Regions from separate parts of the Homo sapiens genome. Here all the other regions are linked to region 1. Evidence: read pairs that join two places in POLR2A ChIA-PET (ENCODE). Cell type or tissue: MCF 10A. All regions are shown on one strand. Each heading gives the region's core, and the rest is flanking DNA. Links, peaks and the distances in the headings are about the cores only.

The links. ChIA-PET counts read pairs that join two places held together with the same protein. Peaks named below come from ENCODE experiments on the same cell type or tissue, not always from the same donor. Only the 100,000 strongest peaks of a DNase experiment are listed, where the experiment ranks them.
Region 2: POLR2A ChIA-PET joins it to region 1 with 5 read pairs; 2 of 35 experiments call an interaction of 5 or more read pairs at or near these places.
Region 3: POLR2A ChIA-PET joins it to region 1 with 5 read pairs; 3 of 35 experiments call an interaction of 5 or more read pairs at or near these places.

The regions. Positions count from the first base shown.
Region 1 is chr10:77,894,815-77,902,593 of GRCh38, forward strand. The region is part of intron 1 of DLG5 (discs large MAGUK scaffold protein 5); the gene reads right to left. LOC101929347 (a long non-coding RNA gene) reads left to right here. Exons shown (of 5, transcript XR_007062208.1): 5 at 5,318-5,392. Among named protein-coding and RNA genes, the nearest start is that of DLG5, 28 kb to the right of the region's middle. RefSeq lists enhancers at 6,343-6,870, 6,871-7,398. In MCF 10A, for the core only: no CTCF peak of the experiment used is centred there; DNase peaks (open chromatin) are centred at 3,877 and 4,507.
Region 2 is chr10:78,336,151-78,343,929 of GRCh38, forward strand. No RefSeq gene overlaps it. Among named protein-coding and RNA genes, the nearest start is that of LINC00595, 73 kb to the left of the region's middle. In MCF 10A, for the core only: no CTCF peak of the experiment used is centred there; no DNase peak of the experiment used is centred there.
Region 3 is chr10:77,817,565-77,825,343 of GRCh38, forward strand. It overlaps DLG5 (discs large MAGUK scaffold protein 5), which reads right to left. Exons shown (of 32, transcript NM_004747.4): 14 at 6,820-6,912; 15 at 3,518-4,537; 16 at 2,331-2,454; 17 at 1,757-1,901; 18 at 213-325. Among named protein-coding and RNA genes, the nearest start is that of DLG5, 110 kb to the right of the region's middle. In MCF 10A, for the core only: no CTCF peak of the experiment used is centred there; no DNase peak of the experiment used is centred there.

The DNA of each region.
Region 1 (7,779 bases), core at 1,476-6,475:
CCTCCTGGGGAACAAGGCCTTTCCTCACTCTGCCCTCCCCTAGCTGGCACTATCCACTCCAGAGGTCTTGTACCGGTCTCTGTTCCAGGGGCAAGGGGTTTGCCAAGACCCCAGCACAGCGGTCTTGAGGGGCAGGGCCACCTTCCTTCCTATGTCCTTTCAAAGCACTCGCTCTGCTTTTCTTCTTGGAACTTCGATACAACCTTATGAGAGGTGGACATGGGTTCAGGGAAGAAAAGTGATGAGCAGGTCACACTGCTGGACTTAACCCCAGTCTGACCAAGTCCATCAGGGCTCACTCTGCAGCCCCAGGCTGCTTCCCATGGGAGGCTCACAGCAGGCACTCAGCTGACAGACCCTCACCCGCAGGGCAGCACTGCCCTGGCCCATCATACATCTCTTCCTCCACCCTGTCCCCGCCAATGCCGTTTCACTACTCACGCCCCTTCTCCTTCCTCCCCAGGATTTCCCTTCTCCTCTGGCTGTGCTTTGGTCTGCAGTGACCCTAGCTGATGTTCTGAAGGTGTTCAGAGCTAAGGAGGCCAGTGACCCCACATCAAAAGGGGAAAAGAGAGAAAAAGTTTCTGAGCTTTGTAAAAGATGCTACTGGTTTTTCTCTGTTTTATGTCAAATAACCTGTAACACTCCTGGCAATGGTACATTTGAGCCCTGAGTATAGAAAAGAATTTGGCAGGACAGTTTAAAATGTCCAGACTTGAAGGTGTCAGATTTTGTAAGTGAAGAAATTCAGAACACAGAAGCAAACCTCAATTCAGGGACACTGGAGAAGTCCCTCAGCTGTTCAGACCACAGATTCTGTAAAAAAAGGATAGCAGATGTCCCCAGATCTCCCAGTCCCCTCCCAAGTTTCAAGAATTCTAAGGCTATCCTGGGGATATCAGTAGTCAGCGTAGGCTGGGCGCGGTGGCTCACGCCTGTAATCCCAACACTTTGGGAGGCCGAGGCAGGCGGATCACTTGAGGTCAGGAGTTCAAGACCAGCCTGGCCAACATGGTGAAACCCCATCTCTACCCAGGGCTCAAATGTACCACTGCCAGGAGTGTTACAGGTTATTTGACATAAAACAGAGAAAAACCAGTAGCATCTTTTACAAAGCTCAGAAACTTATTCTCTCCTTTCCCCTTTTGATGTGGGGTCACTGGCCTCCTTAGCTCTGAACACCTTCAGAACAAAAATTAGCCAGGCGTGGTGATGCACGCCTGTAATCCCAGCTACTCAGGAGGCTGAGGCACAAGAATTGCTTGAACCCAAGAGGCAAAGTTTGCAGTGAGCCAAGATCCCGCCACAGCACTCCAGGAGACTGTGTCTCAAAAAAAAAAAATAGTAGTGAGTGTAAATGTCTATATCATAACAACGTGTTCTAACAAAGATCTGTCAACCATGGATAATCCAGATTTTATTTGGCTAGTATAACGTTAGCATAACAACCAGTTGCAACATGTTTCTTCAGAGCCTAGATTTTTAAAAAATCTATAAAAGGCAGGTATAGGGCAATTAGAGAGATTTAAGAAGAACTATAGACTAGAGGATATAATTGCATCAGTGCTGAGGTTCTTGGGTCTAATAATGGTGGTGTGTCATGTAGGAATATGTACTGGTTTGTGCATACTTCAAGGTTTAGGGGTAAACTGTCCTGATGTCCACAACTTTTTTCCAAATGAATCAGGAAAACAAGTTTTATATGGATACATCTGCAGAGTGAGAAAGTAAAAAAGCAAATATGGCCCAGGCGCAGTAGCTCACTCCTGTAATCCCAGCACTTTGGGAGGCCAAGGGGGGGTGGATCACTGAGGTCAGGAGTTCGAGACCAGCCCAGCAAATATGGTGAAACCCTGTTTCTACTAAAAATACAAAAAAATTTGCCGGGCATGGTGACGAGAGGCTGAGGCAGGAGAATCGCTTGAACCCAGGAGGCAGAGGTTGCAGTGAGCTGAGATCACACCATTGCACTCCAGCCTGGGCCACAAGAGTGAAATTCCATCTCAAAAAAAAAAGCAAATATGGCAAGCTGTTAACCACTGGTGAGTCTCGGTGACGACTAAACAAGTGTTTATCGTACTTTCCCTTCCATTCTTTGATGGATCTGAACATTTTCAAAACAAAATGTCAGAGAAAGAAAGTATCATTAAAATGTTTAAAACAGAAAATTCGAAGAAAAATAATCCCACTGCCCAAATAATTCTATAAAATATTTGTTGCTTACTGCAGGAAAAAAAAATAGGCATCAAAAAATTAAAAAGCCAGGCATGGTGGCTCACACCTATAATCCCAACACTTTGGGAGGCTGAGGCGGGCAGATCACCTGAGGTCAGGAGTTCAAGACCAGTCTGGCCAACATGGTGAAACCCCATCTCTACTAAAAATACAAAAATTAGCTGGATGTAGTGGTGCATGCCTGTAAACCCAGCTACTCAGGAGGCTGAGGCGGGAGAATAGCTTGAACCTGGGAGGCGAAGGTTGCAGTGAGTGGAGACTGCGCCACTGCACTCCAGCCTGGGCAACAGAGAGAGACTCCATCTCCAAAAATAAATAAATAAATAAATAAATAAATAATTTTTGCTATTTAACAATTGATTTAAAAACAAGTGAGTAATGTTGTGCTACTGCTGCCATGTTTCATGTACCCCAAAAGGGAAAATATCCTAAGAGAATCTTTCCTCTTAATAAACTAATGTTTAGGCAAACAGATAAAAATAACACTTGAAGAAAAAATCTGGTTGGCTCATGCCTGTAAGCCCAGCACTTTGGGAGACCGAGGTGGGTCAATAACCTAAGCCCAGGAGTTCAAGACCAGCCTGGGCAACATAGTGAGACCCTATTTCTACAAAGAGAGAAAGAGAAAGAGAAGGAGAGGGGGAGGGGGGAAAGGGAGAGAAGGGGAAAGGGGGAGATAGGAAAGAGACAAAAGAAAAGAGAGGAAAAAGAAAAAGATCTATCATATAATTTCTTAGTGGTAGAATTAAAGAAAAAAAAAAGGATGTGGTTCCCAAAATGAGGGCCTATACAAACACAGGAGACATGATGAAGTTTGAAAATATTCTATCCAAATATTCTGGTCCCCTTGTCTCTGTGTCACTGGAGAGTGGTAGAATTTCCAGGCAGGTTCTATCTCCTTTCCCATAGATAGCATAGCCCCTGAGGCTCCCCAGAGACCCTCCGAAGTCCTGTGATTGCCCATTCAGGAGTGTGGGACCACCAAACACTACTCAAGACCAGCATGGCTTCAAGGAAGCTTTGGCCTCAGGGTAGCTGCTGCTACCACAAGCACCTTCCTCCCAGGAGCCAGAACAGCCTTCTCCATCAGCGCAGGTGACCAAGTGGCACATGGCTCACTTGGCCACCACGCTTAGGCCAAAGCAGCCCTGCATGTCCCCATCAACCTGGCCTCCCCAAAGACCTGGATTCTGTTTCCACATCTCCACCCTCTACCACACGTGGACTCTGCAGTTCCCTGGGACTTCACTTTTCTTGGAGAAGGAGAGAGAAAAAGGGAAGCAAATCCTGAATTGCTCGTAGGATTTAAAAACCTCTCCACAGAGGGGAGCTGGGGACAAGGTAGGGGAGACAGTGCTAGCAGCACAATCTGAGGACGGGTCCCCTGCCAGCCCTCCGGGCACACAGGGAGCAAAAGGAGAGGCAGAGGCACATGGGAGCAGGGGCTGGGAGATGCTGCATGGCGCAGGCTGTGGGCTTGGCTATTAAAGCCAGAAAAGGCCTGCCTCCTCCTGCCAATAGAGTTATCTTTTAATCCGAACCCCAATGACACCACCTGGCACCAGCGCAGGAGCAGCTCCTGACGGCACACGAGTCACGCGGCTGGGCCCCGCGTCTATCCCTTCAGGTCAGGGCTTGCCCTGAGTGCTCCTGAGGAAGTGGGCCCCTGCCCCCTCCATGGCCTGGCTCCTGACAGGCCTGTGCATGCCTGAGAGGGCCAGGCAGGCGGTAAGGAAGTAGAGGAAGCTCCGTGCTGTGCAAGGTCACCAAATGCTAGATGCAAAGACCCAGAAAGGGAGGGCACTCACCCAAAGTCACCCACGCCGGGACGGGGCAGCAATCCCAGGATTCTCCTCCTACCCAGATGCGGCAAAGAGGTTTGCAGCCCAGGACAGCTGTTATCAACTAGCCAGTGCTGGAAAACAGCAGGTAGCACCCCAGACCTGCCACTCTCCACGTACTCAGACAACTCATGGCCCAATCTGAAGATGGCTTTCCTCTGAATTCTCCCACATCTGTGCCCTCCTGCAGGGCTTGGTTTCTGAGGTCCCATCCGCCTTGAAGTTGGCAAGGGCTAGGGTAGCATGTAACCTATCTCCCTAGTAAGGATGGCACTGACTCTGCTGTGGCAGCATCCAGGCCAGGCAGCCATCCAGGCCCTCCCAGACTGGGGGAGCTCAGCACCTCCAGAGGCAGCCACCTCACCACAGACCAACACACCCTGCTGCAGCGTTCTTCCTTGTGGGCAATGGAAATCTGCCAGCAGGAACTGGTAGCAGAAAACTCCCCAAAGCCTGCTCCAATTCTCCACCCCAGTACAATGGGCGTGCCCTCAGGATTCCAACAGCCAAGGGCAAAATCCCGACTCACTGGCTTGGGACTCTGGGCAAGTGACTTACTCTCTCTATGCCTCAGTTCCCTCATCTGTAAAATGAGGAGAGTAGTGGCCTTCATCTTAGAGTTGCTGGGATGAGATGATCCTTGCAACCTCCCGGGGCACACATGAGTGGTCAACAAATGCTTTCTATGGCTACACTACAATGCACAGTTCCACAGGCTCAAGGCCCAGCTTTCTGCCCCTCTCCTCATACTCATTCCACTTTCTCATGACCAGACTTGTGCTCAGCAAGTGTCCACTCCTATAGGTTCGCTCAGGGGTAGCTGGCTCACCAGGGACACATTTTAAACCCTGGCCTCTTCCTCCAAAACTTCAGCTCAGAGCCTTGGCAAGCCATCCCTGCCGCCCACTGGAGATGGCTGACGAGAAAACCAGAAAGAGACCATGAAAGAGGAAGGCTCTTCTCACTCCTCACTCATCCTTATCTTGGACCAGTATCCTCCACACAACACCAACACCCAAACATAACAGCAAATGGATATAATCTTATCAATTTCATCCTCCACAACCTTCTACGGCTCCCTCTGGCCTAAAGTCAAAAAGCCTTACCCCAGACTTTAAAAGGAAGAGATAAACACTTAGTGAACATTTGACTATGTGTCAAGTTCTCTGCTCTACAGTGTATATATATTATATCATTTAATAACTCCCTCTAAAATTCGTCTTATTGCTTGCATCTTACAGGTGAGGAAGCTGAGGCTCCAAGACACTAGGCAACTTACCTAAGCGTCACAGCTCAGAAACAGAAGCAGATTTGGAGGCCAGATCTGGGAGGCCACAAGGCTGGGTCCTTGGCACAGCCTCTACCTCCTCTCCAGGTCATCTCCTGCAACCCCTCCCTGACCCAGCCACTGTCCAGTCACCACGGTGCCCATGGTCACCTGGCACACCTGGCTGTGTCCTACATTAATGCATATCCTCACGCTTCTGCTTCTCCTGCCTGGAACGCACCTACCTATCACCTAATGAACTTCTACTCAGCCCAGAAAGCTCTGCTCTCAAGTTATCTCCTTCAGGAGACAGACCTTCACCCCGGGGCCCCCTTCCATAAGAGAAAAACGATCCCCTTTGGCTGGGCATGGTGGCTCACGCCTGTAATCCTAACACTTTGGGAGGCCAAGGCGGGTGGATCACTTGAGGTCAGGAGTTTGAGACCAGCCTGGCCAACGTGGTGAAACCCCGTCTCTACTAAAAATACAAAAATAAAGCCTGGGCACAGTGGCTCACACCTGTAATCCCAGCACTTTGGGAGGCCGAGGCAGGCATATCACGAGGTCAGGAGTTTGAGACCAGCCTGACCAACATGGTAAAACCCCATCTCTACTAAAAATATAAAAATTAGCCAGATGTGATGACATGAGCCTGTAATCCCAGCTACTCAGGAGGCTGAGGCAGGAGGATTGCTTGAACCCGGGAGGCGGAGGTTGCAGTGAGCCAAGATCGTGCTACTGTACTCCACCCTGGGTGACAGAGCGAGACTCCGTCTCAAGTAAATAAATAAATAAATAAGCAAGCAAGCAAGCCGGGCATGGTGGTGCACGCCTATAGTCCCAGCTACTTGGGAGGCTGAGGCAGGAGAATGGCTTGAACCCGGGAGGCAGAGGTTGCAGTGAGCCAAGATCGCGCCATTGCACTCCAGCCTGGGTGACAGAGTGAAACTCCATCTCAAAAAAAAAAAAAAAAAGAAAAGAGAAGAAAAAAGAAAAACAATCCCTTTCCTTGGATGTGTTTCCCAAGCGCCCACAGCAAGGCACAACTTATCAGTCCCCAAGTCAGCTGTGCTGCCGTCTGCTCCCTAATGTGGACCATTCATCCTGACTACTACAGCACAGTACGTTTACTTGAAGAAGTGAATAAATGATGTTCCTTCTGACTTACAGACCAAGAAACAGGGCCGTCAGAGCAGACTTGACCTTTACAGGGACAACTGGTAAACAGCCCATCTACAGTAGCATCCTGGAGGTTACACCTGGCAAAGAGTTACCCCTTGGCTGGGTGCACCTGAGCAAACCCATCTGGACTAACGCCGGTGTCAGGAAGTAGCACATCCACACAGTGCAGCTATGGCCCTCTGAGGAAAGACTGCTGCATCGCATCAGAAAGGCAGCATCCGTGACTTCTGCGGTCCACGCTGACGGGTGGGGAGGCACCTTGGGGCCTCCTTCCCGCACTGCAGACAATGGCTGGGAAGCCCACACCCCAGCCTCCTGGCACTCTCACTTCTAGGCACAGGATGCAGCAACCCCTGGCAAAAGCAGCTCCTCTTTGCTGACCTGGACATAAGGACGCCAGGACCCACAGTGGGCCTGAGCCAACAGCACCCGGCTCCAACGGTGGAGCAGCCCAAGGTCCCCCTGGGGAAGGGCTGGAAAGACGAGCTCTCTGTCCTGACCCACTTCTCCCTGCACACTCTTCCCAGATCTGGCCTGGCCCAGCCAGAAAGCCAACTATGAGATCCTTCTCATCTTATGACATTAGTAAGAGAAATACTCACTCGTATGCTGGTATTAGCACATTAGACTCCCCAAGGCCACTCCCACTTTACAGAGGAACAAAGTGACACCCAGAGCCAAGTCCCTAAACTGAGCTCCTCTCACTCGCTGCCACCGAGCTGCACTCACACCACAGCTCTCCCTTAGAGGGAACAGACAGGTGTGGTCTCTGTCTCCCTTCCAGGACAGGCTTGGACACTGAGGAGATGCCGTGCCTATTTCCCAAACACCGAGTAAAAGGAACCCCTGGGGTCCAGCCCACACCCAGGTTCTGATTCACAGACCTAGGGTGAGGCCAAGGGGTTTAATCTTTCAGAAGCTTCCCCAGTGACTCTGAAAAAGCCAATCCAAAGACTGCACCCGGGGAACCCCAAGCGTGAACCCAGGACTGCTGTTTCAGCCCAGCAATTTGTATCAACAGCCGTTCAAAGTCCACACCCTTTGACCCAACAGCACCACTTCTAGGAATTCATCCTGAGAAAATAAAGAAGCATACAAAGATCTATAGCATGAGGTGATGCACCGCAGCATTGTAAGTACAGAAAAAATGGGAAATCTCTACATCTCCAATCAAGAAGAACTGGTGACATAAATCTCAATCAGGCAAGACTGTGCTCCCATTAAAAACGAGCCATTGAGGGCCGGGCGCGGTGG
Region 2 (7,779 bases), core at 1,921-6,920, 440 kb after region 1:
CACACACTGTTTCCAGCCTTCCCCTGCCCAAGTTTCCATGCCCTGGGAGTAAGGTGGAGGAGGGAGGGGCCTCCAGACCATGTCCCACACAGCACGGTGCATGCAGTGGATGTGTCTGCTGAGGAGAGAAGATGCAGGGGCCCTGGGAGGTAGGCAGGGATGGGCTGGGGGATAAGAGAGGCAAGGCCTGGTGGCAGAGGCCTGGGTGTGAATTCAGGGCTCTGGCAGGAAACAGAATTCACTCCAGATGCTTCCAGTGAAGAGACAAGGTCATTCTGTGGGCAGCATCAGGGAAATTCTCAAGAGATGAGGATGCTCTCAGTGGCTAGCAACAGTAGCACGTCATGACCCTCCCTAAGGCTGAAGGATCAGTGGGGGTGGGAGGGACAGTGCTAGCCAAACCCCAGGAGAACCAGACTCACAAAAGAGGGTGCCAGCAGCCACTGCCTGGGAGGCGGCCTGAGCAGGAAGGAAGAGGGGAGGAAATGCACAAGCCCTCTCCTTGCTCCTTTCCAGATCCTTGCCAGCTGCTGGAGGGAGCCACTGATGTAGTCAGTAGGGGCCACCTCCCAGGCTGGAGCAGGGCAGGGAAGGGCAAGGAATGGAGAGGCAGCCTGGGTAGAATAGAGAATACCAGCACACCTCTTTTCTTTCCCTACAATGACGACTGTCATACACACTGCACAAACCCAAGGGGAGGATTATTGATAAGGCGTGTGACAGTCCCAGCACAAGGCCCCTCATGTGCTAGCCTTGACAGACGGTAGCTTCAAACTCTCCATCTCTCTTTTTTTCAAATGTGCACACACACACTCCACATTTCCTCAAATCTCTGAATGGCTGTCATAAGGAAGAAGGAGCGAACATGTTCTGGGAGGGCCAAGGGGGAGCCCGAGGACAAATTGTGTAGCTGTCAGAATTCTGTGGCTCCTGGAATAGGCATGCCCCAGGGGCACTGCCTCCTGCCATGGGAAGCATGGTGCTCTTAACATGTGCCTGCTGTGTGTGAGTGCAGCTCATGTCACATGCTCCCCATCCTCCAATCCACACCAGCTCTCAGGGCAGCTGATGGTCATGCCTTCGCTTTGCAGGTGAGGATGCTGGCCTCAGAGGGACGGGTGCTTGCCCAAGGTTGTCCTGGAGCCAGGCTATATCAATCAGGATAGGCCAGGTTTTGCTGCTGTAACAACCCCCAGAGCTCGGTGGGTCAAGACAATATGGGCTTGGCTCCTGCTCATGTTACCTGTCCATCAGGGGTCAGCTGGGGGCTCTGCATTTCACCATCCTTCCTCTGGGACCTAGGCTGTCAAAACTGTAGCCATCTGAGATATTGTTCTCACGCTGGAGATTTTATTTGGTCTGGAGGTCACGCACGTCACTTCTGCTTACAATTCGTTGGTCAGACTGGTCACATGCCCCTATCCAAGCAAAGGGGCCAGGATGGTCAGTCCTACTACGTGTCCAGAAGGTGGAGAGCTGGAACTATTAGAAGAACAGCATTAGTGGCTGCTACATGAGCCATGGCTTCCTTTCAGGCCTAGGGAACTCCAGGTGCAGAGCTCTTCCTGCTGCTCCAAGGTTGACGTCACCCTGGCAGAGGCTGGTGGAGTGCCATGGCACAGTGGGAAAGGCTAGAGCAGGGGCTGTCTCAGATTCTTGTGGGCTCATTCTGTGGCCACCTAAGTAGGATGCTGAGGAAGTCAGCAGATCTCAAGAAAGATGGCCCTGGGCCGTCAGAGCAAGATCAGGAGAGGCAGCATGTAGTGCAGAGAGGAGAGGGCTTGGTACCTCCCAGGACCCTGAGCTTCCTGTCTCCACTCTCCTGGGCCACACATGGAGAGCCCTTCGCTGCTTATGGAGGCGGGATCCCTTTCGGAGGCTGTCTTTCCAGCTGCAAGTGCTCTGGGCAGGCTGGAAACGGTGTTCTGAAGAGCCGCATGAGGCCATTTCATCAGAGTGCTACTCAGGCTGCTAGAAAACTGGCCACAGAGCCATTCTTCTTCCACAACCCCTGACTGCAACTAGATGGAATTTATGTACTTGTCATCCCCATTCGGTGGCCAGGCTGGGGAAGGAGAGGAGTGTGATTCTACACAGTGGACTCCACAGAGAGAGGAGGTGAGTGGAGTCAGTCTTTCTGGAAGCCCTGCCCTGTGCTTGGCCCTAGAAGGGCACCACGCTGCTGGTTGCTGCCACATGCATTAGCTCCTGTCGCTCTCCCCTCCCTGGCCACCCTGCTTCACACACTTTCACTCTTCTTGAGGAAGCTGTGTTCCCTGCCTTGTGGACTCCATTTCTGCATCTCCCAAGCCACCAATGACTCCTCTTACACGATCTTGCAGAAGCACTCAACACGGCTGGCCATTTTTGATTTCATTCTGTTTTATTCTTCTGTGCCGTCACACTCTCTTGCTACCCATCTGTGGAATATTCTTTCTCTCTCCATCTGGCCCCTGGGTGCCTGTGGTCTGCAGACCTCCATGCACAGTTCATATTTTCTCTTTTTGGCCGTCTAATCCCTACCATGAGCTTCTGCAGCCCATCATTGATGAATCCCAAACCCAGACCTCTTTCTGGAATTCAAGGTATGTTCATCCATGTGCCTAGCTGACATGTCCACTTGGATATCCAACAAGCTCCTACAACTGAACATGGGCCTTTCCCCCAAATTGTCCTTGTGTCCAGTCATTCTTGTTTCAGTCAATGGCGTACTTATCCACCAACCGTGGAAGCCAGAAACTCGAGAGCCCTCCCAGCTTCCTTCCTCTGCCTGTCTCCAGAGTAGGTCCTGAAGCCTGACCTCCTCCATAGCCACCACCACCATCTCCAACCTGGAATAGGACAGCAGGCTCTTTGGTACCTTGTTCCCTTCAATCCATCTCCCTGCTGCCACAGGGATTTACAAAAATCTGGTCCAAAAAATTCCCTAATTCTTAAAACGTTCAAGGGTCCCTTTACCCCAGTTTTAAATCCAAACTCCTGAACAGGGCACCTTTATGATCCAGGCTCCTGTCCCTTCTGCAGCCTCTTCTCTCCCCTACCCTGCACCCCATGCCCAACTCTGTCCCTTTGCACACTCTCTGTTTGTCCTGCAATGCCTTTCTCTGCCTCCTCTCTGTTTGGATGGCTAATTCCTTCTCAACTTTTCCAACTCAGTTAACATATCATTTGTTTTAGGAAGCTTTTCTTAACGTCCCCAAAGCAAGTGTGCCTCCTCCACATTCTTGTAGACTCCTGTATGTAAACACCCTATGGGAAGGCAGAGGGGGTGCTGCCCCTCCTCTCCCGAGTGTTTTTGGAGGGCAAGCTTGAGTCCAGAGCCCAGCACAAGGCTTATCTGGCAGTCAATCAATTCTTGTGAATAAATAGGCAAGTTGGCCTGCCCCCAAAGTCCCTCAACAGTGGCCTCAAATCACAGAGGGACCTTGGAAATCATGTAGCCTAATGATTCATTCCGCAGACGAGAACTGTGAGGTTCTTCAAGGAGGTGAAAGTTCTCAGTGAAGGAGTGAATATTGAATCTAGATTGGTGAACTTCCAAACAAAGACCACTTTTATTTTTTAATATTGTACTATGTAATGGAGAGTTTATTTCTCTTGTTGACTTTATACAGAAGCACTGAAAGTTCATGTGAAATCATTCATCAAATACAGACAAGCAAAAAGAGAAAAGATAGAATTTGCTTAGTAATTGTACCACCAAACCAGAGATAACCATTGCTGATTGCTTGGCATGTTACCTTTCCATCTTTTCCCTGGGCAGATAAATATATGTCCATTTTTAAAAACAATACTATGATTGCACTACAAATCTGTTTCACCCATGCTTTAAACATATTTATAAATCCCTATTCATATTTGTCAAAGACTGTATAGTTTTAATGTTTTTAGTTGCGCTACAATATAATTCAGTAATCAGACATGATTTTTGGATCTTGAAGTTGGTTCTATTTTTTTTGTTATTATAAACAGAGCAATGAAGAACATCATTACAGTGAAAAATTTGGTCAATTCTTAATTACTACTTTAGCATACATTCTTAGAAGTTGAACTGAAGTAGAACTGGTGGGTTGAAGGATTTGCACTTTTGTGCATTTTGCCAAATTGCCCTCCTAAAAGGCTGACTAATCAGAGTTTATATTTACCAGTTTATTGTCTTGTCAACCTGAGAGGAAACTCTTTGCACCAGAGATTGAAGGACTTGTCTCTGGTAGCAAATTTCCCTCCAGTCATATGTCTCAGTATGGAGGTTGTAAACTGGAAGCCATGGGCCATCTTCTTTTGAATCCATGATGTTTTAAAATATTTGAATTAAAGCCAGGTGCAGTGGCTCACACCTGCAACTCCAGCTACTCAGGAGGCTGAGGCAGGAGGATAGCTTGAATCCTGGAGTTTGAGGCTTCAGTGAGCTATGATTGTACCACAGCATTCTAGCTTAGGTGACACAGTGAGACTCTGTTTTTAAAATACACACACACATACACACACACATATAAAATGCTGGACGTAGTGGCTCACCTGTAATCCCAGCACTTTGGAAGGCCGAGATGGGTGGCTCATGTGAGGTCAGGAGTTCAAGACCAGCCTGGTCAACATGGTGAAATCCCGTCTCTACTAAAGATACAAAAATTAGCCAGGTGCAGTAGCGTGCACCTGTAATCCCAGCTATTCTGGAGGCTGAGGCAGGAAAATCACTCGAACCTGGGAGGCAGAGGTTGCAGTGAGCTCAGATAGCACCACTGTACTCCAGCCTGGGTGACACAGCAAGACTCTGTCTCAAAAAAAAATATATATATATGTATATATATACATACATATATATTTGAATTAACAGCCAACTTTTTTCTTTTTTTATTATTATACTTTAAGTTCTAGGGTACATGTGCATAACATGCAGGTTTGTTACATATGTATATATGTGCCATGTTGGTGTGAACAGCCAACTTTATGTATTAGTAAATTTCACCAAAAAAAAAAAAACAACCTGAATTTCTGGCCTCTACTTCTGAAGGGCATGTGCTGTCACAATTTGCCATAGTCTCTACCTCTCCCTGTTGCCACCCAGCCTGCTTCAGTCATTTATTTGCCAGGCCCCTCTAGGTGTTAGGATTTGTAACCCCTATATCAGTTCCTTTTCCCCATTTAAAAATGGCCCACCAGCATATAACACCATGCTCTTTATTCTGATTAACTACAAAATTAATTTTTTAAAAAACAAATCCTATTTGTAATAATAATATTCAGGTTAATCATTTAGGAAGCTGCTTCAGAGAAACCCCGAACGTCTTTAGCCAATATAAAATACCATGAATCACTTTGGACTCCACAGTGCATTATGTATTTAAAAACAGAAAATTAGACACAGGAGAATTCATCTTAACTTCATTAGATATGAAATATTAATTCTCTTCTGGGTTTCATATTATTTACATATTTAATAACATGTTAGCTACAGTCTTTGACTGAGAGCAATTAGAGGCCAGGGGCTGTCTCCTGCCTTAATCTTAAAGATGCCAAAATGTTTTGATATTGTGGGAAGAAGGGATTGCTAAGGAGAGTTGGATGCTGTTGCCTCCATTCCCTTGCTCATATGTCGTAATTGGTTAACCATGTATTTCTCTTAAACAGGATATTGATGACTTTGCCTGACCCAGTGAGAATTCCATTTCTCCATTCCCATCCCTTTCTCTGCTCTAGCTGGGAAGAGGAGATTGTGGCCATTTTGTTTTACTAAAACACAAAGACAAATGTTCATCCAATATTTTTGGATCCCTTTTTGCCTTTCTTAGGTCCTTTTAGAGCCTCAGTTTCCTCATAAGTAAAATTGGGGTAAAAGAACAAACGTGCTGGACTGTTGTGAGGGTAAAGGGGCTGAATGTGGAGGAACACACAGACCCATGTCTCACAAGGGGCTGCTGCCTGGCTGGGGGTAGGTCCTTTCTCGCTGCATCAGTGAACTGTGCCTTGGGCCTCTGCACTATCCTTGGTGCCTCTCTGCACCTTAGCATGCGGCCCCTGTCATCACGTCACCAAAGGCCCACATGAATGCTATCAGAAGTTTGCAATGATGAATGTATCTCTGGGAGCCACATCTGCAGTCATTGCAATGAGAATCAGGTGAGGCTCTTCAGGCCTTGGGAGGCTGGTGGGACAAGTTCAGCCTTGACCTGGGCCTGGGAGGGAGGGAGGGTTAGGACAGAGGCCCTAGAGAGATAGGGTGTGTATGATGAGTGCAGAGCATAGAGCTGGCTGGTGGTGAGCTTGGTGCAGAGGGTCATAGAGAACAAGTCAGCCTGGTGATATGGGAGTGAGGGGGTGGGCAGAGACAGGGCTGGGGAGGTTCAATAGATTGCTTTTAAGACCAGAGAGTATCAAAGTTATAAGGGACCTCGGGAAAAGCCTAGAGTCGGGGATCATCAACCGGTGGCCCTAGACAAGATCATGCCCGTTGCAGATATCTCTTTGGCTCATCTGATGTTAACTATTATTATTACTTTTGTTAATTTTCAAAATCTTTTAGATACAGCCTGCATTTTCCAGTTACCCCCAGTCTCCTCCACTCCATCCATTTACATGACTTACTGGTTCTAGCTTCCAACCATGCCCCTCTTTCGATTTGAAGAATGAGGGAACTGCAGTCTTACAAATAGAAGCTGCCTGCTTGGGCTGCACACTGGGTGAGAGGTGCAGCGTGATTCCATGCCAGGTTGCCTGTCACCTGGTCCAGGGACCTTGGAGGAGCTTGGATGGAGCCCTGTGGATAACAAGGAGCTCCTACAGGCCCAGAGCTGGGCATTGACGTCTGGGAATCCTGGGTATGCTACGGAGGAAATTGTGGGTTGCGGGGCAGGCACAGTGGTGGCTGGAGCCCAGACTGCTGTCTGGACCTCAGAACCCCATACCTCTCCATTAAGCACAGGCTTCCCAGGCAGGGGCTGGCTCACTGCAGCCAGCATTGTTACCTCCCACACTGCTGCCTCCCTCTCTCCCTCCTCAGCGGAGGGCCTTACGACTCTCTCCTCCACTCCTTAGTGGGACACTGAGACGCCAGTGTGTCTCCCAGTCACATCTCCACTTCCTGATAAAGACAGTTATCTGCAGAATCCCAGGTGGACTTTTTAAGAAAAGGGTTTCCCAGTTATTCTGGAATGAGACTTGGGTGGTTCACGGAGAACTGGGTGTGCAGAGTGCTCTCACCTTATACCCCAATTGAGTCTATCAGGATTAATGTCACGCTAATGAACACAAGAAGGATTAAGCATGATTTGTCACTTGTTGTAAAGTGCTTCCAGGCATCACCAATCCATCACAGCCACTCTCCAGAAACAAGAACCCAGTGAGTCTGTGAGATGCAGTCTGGGGAATCAGGATCAGGAGAATCGCTTTTTATAGTTAACCTGCCCTGGTGATGATTCCAGGAAGCAGTGGAGCTTGAGGCTGAGGCTCAGGCACACATGAGATAAGTATGACACCCCAAACCGTGCTGTAGGAGCAGTGCTCCTTCTTCCCTGAAATCCTGAACCTTTAAACACATCCTCTCTGTTTTCAGCACTAGAACCAGGGTTTGGGGGATAAAGGCTGAAGGGGAGTTTCCATCTTACAAATAGGGAAATTGAGTCAGAGGATCTATGCAGCCTCAAATCTGTGGCAGTTAGAGAGCAGTTCTAGTTCTGGCCCTGCTACCTACATGCTGTGTGACCTAGGTTTGGTTAAGACCCTTCTCTGGGCCCCGCCTGTTTCCCAATTCACAAAATGACAAGGTTAGAGTGGAAGATGTCT
Region 3 (7,779 bases), core at 1,470-6,469, 77 kb before region 1:
AAAGCGGAAGGCGAAAGCAATGGCTCTGACAGCAGCATGGGCATGGCTGGCCCATGAAGGAAGCAGCCCTTCCCAGTAGAGAAATGAGCTCAGTCCCAGGAGGTGACAGGAGCTCGTGTGGGGAGCCCACCCGCAGATCTGGACATTAGGATGCAGGCAGAGATGAAAAGCTTGGCACCCTCTGCAGCACAAAGTCCAAGTGGTGCAGTTACCCAGGCGGGCGCTGGAGGGCAGTGAGTTGGACCCATGGGTGGCTCTCATCTCGGAGTAGTCGCTGCAGGTCCTGTGGCTCAGGTCCAGGCTCAGGCGTCCCTGGTGCTGGACACTGCGTAAAAACAAGAGGTGAGGAGTTCGGGAGGAGAACCAGGAACAGATGTGGCCACTGGGGAGAAACACACAGACCAGGCAAGGGTTCCCAAGCGGGCAGAAGGGAGGCCCAGGAGCCACTGATTATCAGCCGAGGATAGCAGGCTGCCCTCAGCCACTCCCGGAGGTGGCATCCACTAAGAGCCTTCAGGAAGTAGAAAGGGCCACACACATGGGGCGGTCAGTATCATACCCACTCCAGCCATAGGGTCAGGATTAGGCTCACTAGGAAGAAGTGATAAAAAACAGAGGTTTTGCAACCTGGGTGGGCCTGGGGAGGGGGAACCTGTCCTCCCAGGAAGTGGGTAAGGAGAGACAAGGCACAGAGGACTTTGGGGAGGGGACCTATGTGCCTCACTCGGGACAGCGTGCCTAAGAAAATGAAGGGCAGAGCAGGGATCGCCCACATCAGGCTGCCCTGAGACCAGGCCTCAACAGCATCTTTTTCCAGCTATGTAATGAGGTGACATCTCTTCCCTGCTTAAACTCTACAGTGGTCTCCACTGTCCTTAGAATAAAATCCAAACTCTTCATCACCGCTGCAGGTCCCACAGGGTTTGTGCCCTGTGACCTCAAACCTCTTCTTGACTCGCTGCCCCTTTGACAAGCTCCCACGACTGTGCCTGGGTGCCCTGGCCTTGGCACCGATGGCCCTTCTCCCTGGAGGCTCCAGCCCAGGTCTTGTGCAGCTGGCCTCTTTCATCCTTCTGGTCACAGCAGCATCCCCTCTGCCACAGGGCCCTTCCTGACCACCCACTCTAACTTGCCACCCTCTTCCAAGTTACAGCCCAGCCTGTCACCCTGTTTGACTGCCTTCATAGCCTCTTGGCACCATCTGATATCACTTCGTTCATTTTTTTTTTTTGTCTGCCTCCCACATTTGAAAAACCACACGACATGAGCTAGAAGCTAATTTGTTTAGTTCAGCAATGTATCCTCTTATAATTAGGATAGACCAAGGCATGTAGTAGGTGCTCAAAAAATATCTGTCAAATGAATGAATAAGAGTGGCTTGGAGCCAGCCCACCCTCTTATGAAGTACCAGTTTCCTCATCTTCAAGACAGAAACAGTAATAGGACTTAGCCCATGAGGTTGCTGTTGATTCGGTGAAATGATATTCATAAAGGTCTGAGCACAGTGGCTGGGACATAAGCACTCAAACATCAGCTGCTATCACTATCGTGTCCTTCCAGTACCTTTTGAAACCTTGTGCTGATGAATTCAGAAAGCAGCCCTAAGGCTCCCTTTCCCTGTGCTGCTCTAGCCAGTCCCCTCCCAGGCAGGCAAGGAAGCTTCTCCACCAATGAGCCTCTTTATGCACTCATGGTTCCATGTCCAGGCAGGCTTGGGCAGCTGGAGTACAGAGAAGCGTAGGGTGCCTTCACATACCTGGGATGCAAACCCTGGGGGCCAGCATCTCGGGCCGCAGGTGGAGAGCTGCAGGGGCCGACCCTGTGACTGCGCACAGTGTAGATGGGGTTCCGCAGGATGGAGCTCACAGTGGTGCTGGGGGTCAAACTCCGGGGAACAGTGCCTAGAAATGGGCTTGGTGAGAAAAGACGCCCCAAAGGACCCAGCCAGCCCAGGACTTACACAAGCCTTTCCCCTGTATCCCAGGACGCAGCCGCAGTCTTTTGGGAAAAGGACTTGGGAGATGAGTTTTAACCACCAATTCACAATGTGGCTGTGGCTCCTGGCCTGTCTCCATTTGTAAAAAGGGGGGAAGTCTCTTTCATGCTTCCTATTTCCCAGGTTGCTATGGGGAGAAAGCATGTTGACAAGCTAAGACATGTCATGGCTATAAGACAAACCATCCCAGACAGGACAGCATTTCCCAGTTCTCTGGACCTCAGGGCTGAAAACACATGGCAGCTCTCTGAAATGCTGCCTCCCCTCTCCCTGGAGACTAGGCATCCCGAGTTTACACCGACCCTCAGCCCCAGCCCCTGGCTGGCTGACTCACCCACAGACGGCCTGCTAGGGTATAGCGGGGGGTTGCTGTGCCGGCTGGAATGCCCAGGCGAGTAAGGTGCCCACTCCTGGAGCTCCGGGGAGAGTTCTCCACTGGCCGGGACACACTTCTGTTCCTGCAGATGCAAGGGCAAGAGTGTCTGCTAGAAAGAGTGGAGTGTGGCCAGGCGCAGTGGCTCACACCTATAATCCCAGCACTCTGGGAGGCCGAGGCGGGCAGATCACCTAAGGTCAGGAGTTCAAGACCACCCTGGCCAACATGGCGAAATCCCGTCTCTACCAAAAATACAAAAATTAGCTGGGCATGGTAGTGGGTGCCTGTAATCCCAGCTACTTGGGAGGCTGAGGCAGGAGAATCGCTTGAACTCGGGAGGCAGAAGTTGCAGTGAGCCAAGACTGCACCACTGTACTCCAGCCTGGGTGACAGAGTGAGACTCCATCTTAGGGGAAAAAAAAAAAAAAAACCAAACAGTGGAACGCTTGAGCAGCTCTGCAAGCCAGTTTCTGCCCCCCAGGAACCAGCTCCTCCCACTGGGGCACAGGAAGGGACATGAATGGGAACGCTGCCCATTCATGTTGCCTTACACATCTTCAAGGAAGCAGCTTTACTTCAGAAGAAAACCACAGAGAATGAATCTTTCACAGAGATCACGTAAAAGGTGAGAATGCACAAGTGCATCAGGCACGTACAACTCTGCCCGATGTGGAGGGCTGTGCGAAGCTCTTTGTCCCCAGTGAGCAGTGTGGACTGGTGCCTGAGATGCTTTCCACAGTCCCCAGCAATCTCACCCTTCTGGAAACTATGACAGCACACGCAATCAGGCCGTCCCGCTGCCCACTCAGCCTCACACGTGCCACCTCATCTCCCTAGCCCTTCAAGGCAAGTCTATGCCCTAGGTTTTATTGTGTAAGTTCAAAAGCTTCTTATTAAAAAAGCAAACCAAATGCTATGCCCAATAAAGTGTTCCCCTCTTGTGTCACACTCCCACTACCATGCACTTCCACGCCACTTACCTACCTCCTAGCTGGGCCACTTCCCACTTGAGTCCAACAGCAAAGGCAAAGGCACCAGGCTAAACAGGGGCCTGGGACACTGGTGCAGGGCCACTTAGCAGCCCTCCTTCGGCCAACTGCCCCTCTCTAGGCCTCCCCTCCCCACACCCTGGGGCTCAGCTATACCTCCAGGAACTGAGCAGGAATCACTACTGGAGCAAGCTTCGGCCGAAAACTGGGAGCAGATTTTGGCCGGCGACGCTTCTGCCCCAGCTCATCCACCTTCTGGGAGGTGAGGTCCTCATCACAGGATTTCTTGGCCGGCAGGTGGGAGGAGTCCCCATCTCCTTCAGGGTAGTAGCTGGAAGCAATGCGGACCCTGGCCTTGCGAGGGGGTGATGCGTGCATGGGCTCCCCGGGGTCCACGTCAGGGGGCAGGGCGCTCGGGGGACTAGTGGATGGGGAGCTGCCCACCAGAGTGGCTTCTGACTCGGAGCTAGTCTCCAGCCTGTGCTGGAACTTAATGGAGTCGCTCCTTCTGGGAGGTTTTGGGGGTGTCAGAGGCCCCGCCCTCTTGGAGGGCTGGGGAGAGTGAGCAGGCCCAGGACCTGGAAGCAGGTAGTCTATTTTGGGGGGTGTCTGGGGGCGTTTGAAAGTGTTAGGGTCAAAGATGGACTTTCTTTGCTTTGGCTTTTTATAAACAGAGAGCTTCTCAGGCACTGCCGTGGAGCTGAGCATGGCCTTGGGCCAGGTCCCGCCGCTGTTGGAGCCTTCAGAGTCTGCCTTGTCCAGGGAGGCCTCCCCAACCCCACAGGGGCCCACCTCGGTCTCAAAGGGCAGCAGTGGCCGCCGGCCACGCACGTCCACCAGCCCAAAGCCACGGTCCCCAGAGGCATCTGAGCGGAAGGAGCTCAGGCTACGCTCAGAGGCACTGGGACAGGCCTGGGGGCAGACCTGCAAGGGTCCCCCAGGGAATGGCTTATGCAGAAAGGAGCTGCTGCCTCCTGGGGGGCCTGGCTCCTTCCTGTCTTCCAGCCTGTCCGTGTAGAAGATGTCTGTCTGCGTGGAGTTATTGTGCTGTATCAAGTTCCGTTTGTTATGAGCCTGGACCTCCGGGCCATGGGCTCGAAAACTCAGCATCTTATCAGAGTCTTTGATATTTTCAAAAATGTTCTGGCCACTCCACGAGGAGCTCTGAGGGAATACCTAGGCAGGGATTGCAGAGGAGTGAGAGAGAGAGTGAGATGGCAGGACTTGGAGCTGCCACTGAAAACCATCCCCAGAGGTAAAGCAATGGTCAGGAATGGGCCACCTGCCCCTTAAAAAAGAGACAGATAGACAGAGATGCACACACACATGAACACATATGCTTCTCCCTAATGGATAAGTTTTCTCATGGCTCTGGTCACTCTGAACTCAAAGAAGAGTCAAAGTTTTCTTAACTTTGAACACTTTCTGAAATTATCTGGGCCGGGCACAGTGGCTCATGCCTGTAATCCCAGCGCTTTGGTAGGCTGAGGCAGGCGGGTCACGAGGTCAGGAGTTCGAGACCAGCCTGACCGATATGGTGAAACCCCATCTATACAAAAATTACAAAAATAAGCCAGGCACGGTGGCATGCACCTGTAGTCCCAGCTACTTGGGAGGCTGAGGCAGGAGAATCGCTTGAACCCGGAGGTGGAGGTTGCAGTGAACTAAGATCACGCCACTGCACTCCAGTCTGGGCGACACAATGAGACTCTGTCTCAAAAAGAAGGAAATTACCTGCATAATGTCTTGAATATTTTTTTTAAATATTAAACATAAAAGTAAAAATTCATTGTTAAAAATATATCTCTTGTGGTACACCCAGACAACGGAATATAAATTAGCACTAAAAAGAACTGAAACAACGTGCAGGAACCTTAAGTGTATATTAGCAAATGAAGAAGCCATTCTATACACTCTGTGATTCCAACTCTATGGCATTCTGGAAAACACAAAAGCATGGAGGCAGTAAAAGGATCAGTTGTTGCCAGGGGCTTGCATAAATATGGGGAGCATAGGGAATTTTTAGAGCAGTGAAACTACTCTGTATGATATTACAATGGTAGTACATGTCATCACCTGCATCAAAACTCACAGAAAATACACCAAGACTGAACCTTAATGTAAACTATGCATTATAGTTAATACTAATGCATCCACATTGGCTCACTAATTATAACGCATGTACTAACTACACTAACGCAAAATGCCAAAATTGGGGAAACTTGGGGACAGGAGTGGGGATGGTGGTGATGGGGTGGTTGAGAGAGTGCTAAGAATTCTGTATCAGCCCAACTTTTCTGTAAACATAAAACTGCTTCCAAAAAAGTCAAATAATTTGAAAATAGTTAATTTAGAAAACATCTCTTAATAGAAAGTTAGAAAAAATAGGCCCAGCCATTTCATTAAGAGATGTTTTCTAAATTCGGCCTATTTTTTCTAACTTCCTATTATTAAACTTTTCAAATATGTAGAAAAGTATAATAAATGTCCATAAATGTACCATCTAGATTCAAAAATATTTCACTAAATTGTCTTTTTGTCTATAATGATACTACAGAACACTGGAAAGCAAGTTACAAATATCATGACATGTCACTTCCCTTCCTTTTTTTTTTTTTTTTTGAGACAGAGGTTCGCTCTTATTGCCCAGGCTGGAGTGCAAAGGCGTGATCTCAGCTCACTGCAACCTCCGCCTCCTGGGTTCAAGCGATTCTCCTGCCTCAGTCTCCTGAGTAGCTGGGATTACAGGAATGCACCATCACATCCGGCTATTTTTGTATTTTTAGTAGAGACGGGGTTTCTCCATGTTGGTCAAGGCTGGTCTCGAACTCCCGACCTCAGGTGATCCACCCGCCTCCCAAAGTGCTGGGATTACAGGCATGAGCCATTGCACCCAGCTTCTTCCTTTCATTTTTGAGATAGGGTCTCACTTTGTCACCCAGGCTGGAGTGCAGTGGCACAATCACAACTCACTGCCACCTCGACCTCCCAGGCTTTTTGTATTTTCTGTAGAGGCAAGGTCTCGCTGTGTTGCTGGGCTCAAGTGATTCGACTGCCTTGGCCTCCCAAAGTGTTGGGGTTACAGGCATGAGCAACCATGCCCGGCCATGACACATCACTTCTAACAACTTTAGCTTGTACCTCCCCCAAATAAAGCCATTCTCCTGTATAACAACCCCAATGCCATCATCATACCTAGGAAAACTGGCAACAATTCCCTAAGATCATCTAATTATCGGGTCCAGATTCAAATGTACCCAACTGTGCCCAACATGGCCTTGACTGCTGTTTTTTGATTTCAGACCAGCGTCCAGTCAGGGTTCCTGCCCCCTCTGCACTCAGTAAATGCCCACCCTGTTCTCAAGGATCCTGTGACCCCAAGGAGTAGCATGGCTATGTGGAGCCGGGGCTCTGCCCATACTCCTGACCGTGAGAGCAGAGCCAGGTCCAGCCCTTACCTTCAGGAGGGACAGGGTCAGGGAGTCCTGGCAGCTGCGCAGCAGAGATTCACATTCATTCAGAGACTTGTTGTCCAGTGCAATGCCATTGATCTAGAGCAGGACAGAGAGCATGTCAGGCCACAGGCAGAGCGGCCTCAGGCCTACCAGTCAGGATCTCTGCCTACCTAACCTCCTGTGCTAGACAGTCACCAAATGCAAGGTGCCAAAGTCAGGAGTTGGCAAAGGATAGAGGTCTTTCTGGTGAGGCCCAAGGAGTCCAACTAAGGGGATTCTGAGGTAGAGGAACACATAAGCCTTCACAGCAGGCTAGGGGAGGAGCATGTCCTTCTGGGATCAGAACACCGAGGACCCGGAGGGAACATCTTGGCACTGCTGTGCCCGGCCATGTGGCGTGGGACCTTGGCTCAGAACTTCCCAGCTCCTTGCCTCCACAGAGGAAATGGAAGATAAATACATGCATGTGGCTCGGGAGAGCGGGGGACTAAAAACAAGACCATGGATAGGAAAGGCCTTGTAGAGAAAGTACCACGCGAAGTGGGGCCCTGTGAGTGTTCACAAAGAACCTCTCAACCCTGCTCCCGGAATCTCTGCTCACAGCTATGTGCAGACCTTCTTAAGAAGTATATGTGCAACCGGTGAATGACCAAACTGTGATACACCCACATTGCAGAACACTGCTCAGCAACGATAAGTAACAAGCAGCCAGCACACGCAGCCTCTTGGGTGGATCTTGCAGGCATGGTGCGGAATCAAAACAGCCCAGCTCCAAAGGTCACATACTATATGATTCCATGTCTGTAACATTCTCAAAAGGACAACATCACAGAGATGGAGAAAAAATCAGCTGCCAGGGGGCAGGGATGGGAGGGAGCAGGGGGTGTTACTACAAATGGGCAGTGGGAGGGAGACCTCAGTGCTGATAGAACAGCTACGTATCTTCATTACGGTGGTGGTTAC